Regions from separate parts of the Homo sapiens genome. Here region 1 is linked to region 2. The links are chromatin loops, found by intact Hi-C in ENCODE. Cell type or tissue: PC-9. All regions are shown on one strand.

The links. Peaks named below come from ENCODE experiments on the same cell type or tissue, not always from the same donor. Only the 100,000 strongest peaks of a DNase experiment are listed, where the experiment ranks them.
Region 1: it touches region 2 in a loop (7-fold over the local background); 2 of 110 quality-filtered maps call a loop at or near these places.

The regions. Positions count from the first base shown.
Region 1 is chr11:61,693,697-61,696,196 of GRCh38, reverse strand. The region is part of intron 1 of DAGLA (diacylglycerol lipase alpha); the gene reads right to left. Among named protein-coding and RNA genes, the nearest start is that of DAGLA, 15 kb to the right of the region's middle. RefSeq lists enhancers at 1-200, 1-366, 367-893, 894-1,419. In PC-9, a CTCF peak has its summit at 1,031; DNase peaks (open chromatin) are centred at 26, 686 and 1,046; H3K4me3 peaks cover 1,121 bases; H3K27ac peaks cover 2,384 bases.
Region 2 is chr11:61,971,795-61,974,294 of GRCh38, reverse strand. No RefSeq gene overlaps it. Among named protein-coding and RNA genes, the nearest start is that of FTH1, 5.4 kb to the right of the region's middle. RefSeq lists enhancers at 1,333-1,512, 2,176-2,320, 2,124-2,418 and cis regulatory regions at 2,243-2,253, 2,173-2,500, 1,930-2,500. In PC-9, no CTCF peak of the experiment used is centred here; DNase peaks (open chromatin) are centred at 1,424 and 2,324; H3K4me3 peaks cover 1,046 bases; H3K27ac peaks cover 2,500 bases.

The DNA.
Region 1 (2,500 bases), 280 kb after region 2:
CCGCTGGTGACGGTTCCGCTGACACCTACGGAACGGGGTGCCCAGCCCCTCCCGCAGAGGGTGAGAGGAACACCCAGGCTCCCCCACTCTCATTTCCTGCTCCCTGAGAGCAAGCCTGGTGGTGGGGACAGGGAGGAGTCTCAGTGGGGGCGGAGTCCTGGAGCGAGGCCTCCGCAGGCTGCCGTCTTTGGGCCTCTGGTCCCTCACCCTTGAACATCAGCGGGGAAGGAGGTGGGAGAACGGTCACCACAGCCCCTGGGCTCTGGCCCGGAGCCTGTCATCCACACTCTGGGTATCTGGCTTTCCAGGGTCTCACCGGGGCACGCAGGGATGCACACCCTACCTCATTCCTGAAGGGCCCTGCCCCTGCCCTCCTTCCAGGCAAGGCCACTGCTCTGCCTGAGCCCAGCACCCCCACTATATGCTGTCCTGGACCCCAAAAAGGCAAGATAGAGAGCAGACTTAAGCCAGAAGTCAGTACCCTCCCTGGGATGAAAGAGAGAGAGGAGGAGCAAAGAGGAGCCAAGAAGAACAGAAAGCCAGGCACAAAGCCTCCTTACAGCAGGACATTCTGTCCCTGGAGAAGCGCCTGTGGCCAGGTCCCCACAAACTCGCCAGACCAGTTGGCTGGAGCGGGGTGGGAGGCTCAGACCAGGGCCAGAGAGTGGACCTAGGACCTGAAAGCTCCCAGACAAGAAGCTCCCACTGCTCCTCCCCGCTGGGAAGTGGGAGTGGGTTGGACTCAGCAGGCCCTTAGGCAGGAGCTTCTGGGGACATGAACTCGAGGATGCCAAGCCCTATCCTCAAGTAGCTCACAGTGCAGAATAACAAGGAAACCGGGGCGGGTCAGTGAGCACAGAGCTCCGACACTGATGCCTGGACCACTGCTCAGCCCCAGGCAGACAGAGAAAGCTTCCTAGAGGTGCCTGATGGTTGAACAGAAAGAGCGGGGAAAGCAAAGCTGGCTCCCCTCCTCTTGCCCCTCCTCCCACCCGGTTCCCCAGAGCCTGTGGGCAGATGCACCTTGTGCAGGGCCAGATTCCAGCCAGCAGGGAGGCTGGGCACCACTTTAGCTCCCAACCCTGCCTCTCAGTTGCTGGCAAAGGTAGTTTCTGCAGGCTCCCTGGGCTAGGAAAAACACGCTTGCGAGTACACAGAGAGGGCCCGTGGGGCTGCTTCCTGGAATCACCAGAACACAGGTGCTTGGTGCTCCCCAGGCAGAGCCCCTCCACTGGCGGGGAGACGTGCACATGTTTGGGTTTTGCCAGGCCCCCAGCTTTTATCTTCCAGGCTTCCCCTCTCCATGGTTCTTCCTGAAGACCAGGCCTCTCGCTCTTCCCAGGCAGGGAAGTGGGTAATGCGAGCGATCCAGAAACCCAACTATTACTTTGAAAGAAGACTGAAAACATGTGACCGCATGAATCCCATGGGTTTACTTCAATGTCTTTAAAACAAATGACTTGAATGGATTTCTCCCACCCTTCCTCCCCACGGAGCCACTCGATGGAAAACAGCAGCTCAAAGGGCCACAGATTCAGGGCTGCCGGAAATGGGGTATCAGACACAAAGCCTGGCAGGGGGCACTTGAATAAAGGCAGCTTTGGCCAGGAAAGGATGAAAGGCAGACACCTGACAACTGACAGGCAGCCGGCGCAGAGGCACAAAGGGTGCACGTGAGGCCAATGTCAGGTCCAAGCACACCCAGGCACCCCGGCCCTCTGCTATGGGTGGTGGATCGCTCTCATGTCCCAGCATTGGTCTCCCTTCCTCCTGCCACAGCATGGAAGCCTGGCTGTGGGGACAGCAGTGGCCTTGCTCAAGCCCTTGACTGGAGAGCCCTGCCCTGAGCAGCCATTTACGCGCAAACTCACTGGGTAGCTGGAACACACAGGTGAGGTCTTCTTGGGCAGCAAAAATTGCTTAGAAAAAAACAGGCAAGGAAGCAGGACTGAAGACATGTGACAGTCCCCAGAAGTTCAGAGCTGGAGAGGCCCAGGGAACTCAGATGCCACGCCTCCCTGATTCCCCGAATCCTACAGATGAGTACCCTAAGCTCATAGAGGAATGCTGACGTGCCAAGGTCACACAGCTTTGGGCCTCTGCCCCATCCTTGGCTGCCTTCCCAGCCTCATTCATGCAGCCATTACTCTCCGAGCATATCCTATGTGCCTAGACTCTGGAATTTAGATTTAGTCACCTAGGTGATGCCAAACTAAACTTGGCCTCAGAGGTTTGCAAGCTGGGGGCTTCCCACCTCTCAGCTGTCCCCTCCCCACCCTCTCCTCTTATGTAAAATGGGAGGAGTGCTGGGCATCATCAGGGAAGACTCAAAGCAGAGAGGAAGTAAGAAAGCGGGAGAAGCGGTGTGAAGCCCTGGGGATCATCAGCCATACCCTGGAGGTGAGGGAGGCGATGGTGAAAGTCACCCCAGTGGGGGAGTCTGGGCTGCCCCTGGCTGCAGGAGCCTCACCTCAGGCAGGGCAGGTGCACTGTGACCGGG
Region 2 (2,500 bases):
CCACCTCGGCCTCCAAAGTACTGGGATTACAGGTGTGAGCCACTGTACCGGCCTCCTTTAAGGAGTTGTAATCACAAAGTGCTTATCTTTGTATTTCATAATGCTGGGACAGACAGAAAAGAGACAAATTAGAGAGAGTGGGACTGCAGGAGGTGGTAGAGGCAGGAAATAGGGAGCCTGGGACAGTGGGAACAGCCACAGGCTGGAGGGAGGCCTCATCCATGCTGAGGGTGAGATCTTTGGGGTCCTGACCCTCTCATAGGACACTCAGGATTTCCCTCTGCTGACCGAGGCCCCATCTGCTGGCCCAGCAAGACTCACTAGCTCTCCTGGATTGTGCCCCTTCTCTGGGGGCAGGAAAGCCCTAGCCGCTCTTTCCGGCTGCTTCATTCTGCTGCCTCCCAGCTGGGTTAGTCCCTGGCTGCTGATCTCTCAGATCCTCTTGATCCCTACTCCCTCCGACCCGGTGCTCAAGGGACTGTGCTGTGCAGCCATCGTTCCCCTCCACCATAGTGAGTGTCTACACAGTGAAAACTCCTGAGGCATAGTTCCCATTTCCATGAGGAGGCACTCCCAGCCCCTGGCTGCCAAGGCCTCTGGCTGCTGAGGTCCCTGCCCAGACTTGCAAGACATTTTTCTGTTTTTTCATCCTCCTCCCAAGGCTGCTAGCCATGGCTCCCACCTGTCACCTGCGCTGAGCTGGGCCTCCCCTGATTTGGCCAGGGTGAGCACAGCTGAGCCTGGATGGGGTGATGTGGGGATGCCATGTGGCTGGGTCCCAGCTGACGGGGTGCAACGGGAACTGTGGTAAAGAGGGCGCCCAGAGCGGGTACTCAAGGTAGCATGGGAGAGGGCTGGCTTCAGATACCATAAATAATACAGGAATCAAAGTTCAGAGAGGCCACGTGGCCTCTTCACTGTGTGCATATCCCAGGGGCTCACTGGGAAGGATACAGCTGGGGACTGTTAAAGGCAAGACCCTTGATCTCCAGGAGCCGCTAGTCCAAAGGTAGAGAGCCGATGCTCTGCTGGGCATGACCATTCCAGAGAAGAGGTACAGAGCTGCAAACTGCTACAACTGGAGGGACCCCCGGGCTGTGCCAGGGTTGGGGACACAGCTTAAAACTTCAAAGTCCAGCCAGGAGGTAAACACATAGCTAGGGCATGTGATAGGGTCTCTGGCAGAAGTCTGGAGTGCAGTGAGGCCTGAGTTAGCATTCAAAAATGGGCCTTGCCTTCCATTCACAGTTGTCCTCAAACATCGCAGGCTGTGGCTCTCGTTAACCTTCTGGAAGCGGGGGATTCCAAGTACCTAGACTCTGAGTTTACATGGCCTCAAGGGTTTTCAAGAAATGATTTCAGGACAAGCTCTGTGAGTATGATTGCATCATCCAGAAATGTACCCAAATACTGATTTAGTATTGTTTTTCCTTTGGTCTGAATTTCAAAACTCGAATTTCCTGCTTTACTTCACTTCACTTCAGGGGAAATCCCAGACATTTAAAACATCAGCTCTTCAGTTAAAATACCACGTAACCCATTCTCTCCCAATCCTCATCTATGTCTCCAGCCCTGAGGTTTTTCTTTGTTGCAATCAGCCTGTGGAACGGTTTGGGGTCTGGCCTTTTCACATAGCATTCCTGCACACACACATTCCAGCAACACACTTATTAAACACACTTACTGTATTTAATGGCCATGCGGGGTTCCATCATGTGCCCTGTCCTAGTTTTCAGCTTGTGTTTCAGCCAGTGACTCTACGGCTTTGGGCAAGCCTAACCTTTTTTGGGTCTCACCTTATCTGTAAAACATGATGATTTGGAAGCTCTAACGTCCTTTCCAAAGCCTTAAAATTTGTGGGGGGTCTATGATTTCCTAGCTGTGGATCCTAAATTGTGACTACACAATAACAATCCCTAGAAGAGAAAGGGACCCAACATCTATTGAGAATTCCCCATGCGGCGGGAAGGCACTGAGCGAGGGATAGGTAGGAAAAGTGACACCTAGGCTTGCCAGCAAAAACACCATCAGAGGCCCCCCTGAGTGATCTCAGACCCCTTTGTTCCCAGTCCGGCCTCTGGACTTTGTCCCATTAGGAAATGGGGGGAGGGGGACACTCTCCCTCCCTCCCTCCCTCCCTCCCTCCCTCCCTCCACAGTGAAGCCACAGCCCTCCAGGTCTTATGACTGCTCTTCTCCTCCATGACAAAGCACTTTTTGAGCCCAAGCCCAGCCTAGCAGAGTGCTGAGTCACGGTGGGACAGCAACTCTCCACCGCAACCCCCACCACCGCCCCCTCCTGCTCCAGGATGTGCTGAACCTCCAGAAACCACCGGCTTGGCTCTTCTCTCATCTGAGGTCCCTCCCGCCACTCCTGGCCCTGGGAGGCGGCTGTCCTGGGAGACCAGCCAAACTCTCTGCTGCCTCCAAGTCACGAGGAGCTGAGCTGGAGGGTGGGGGAGGTAGAACCCTGGTCAACAAAGGTCCCAAGACCAGGCCAC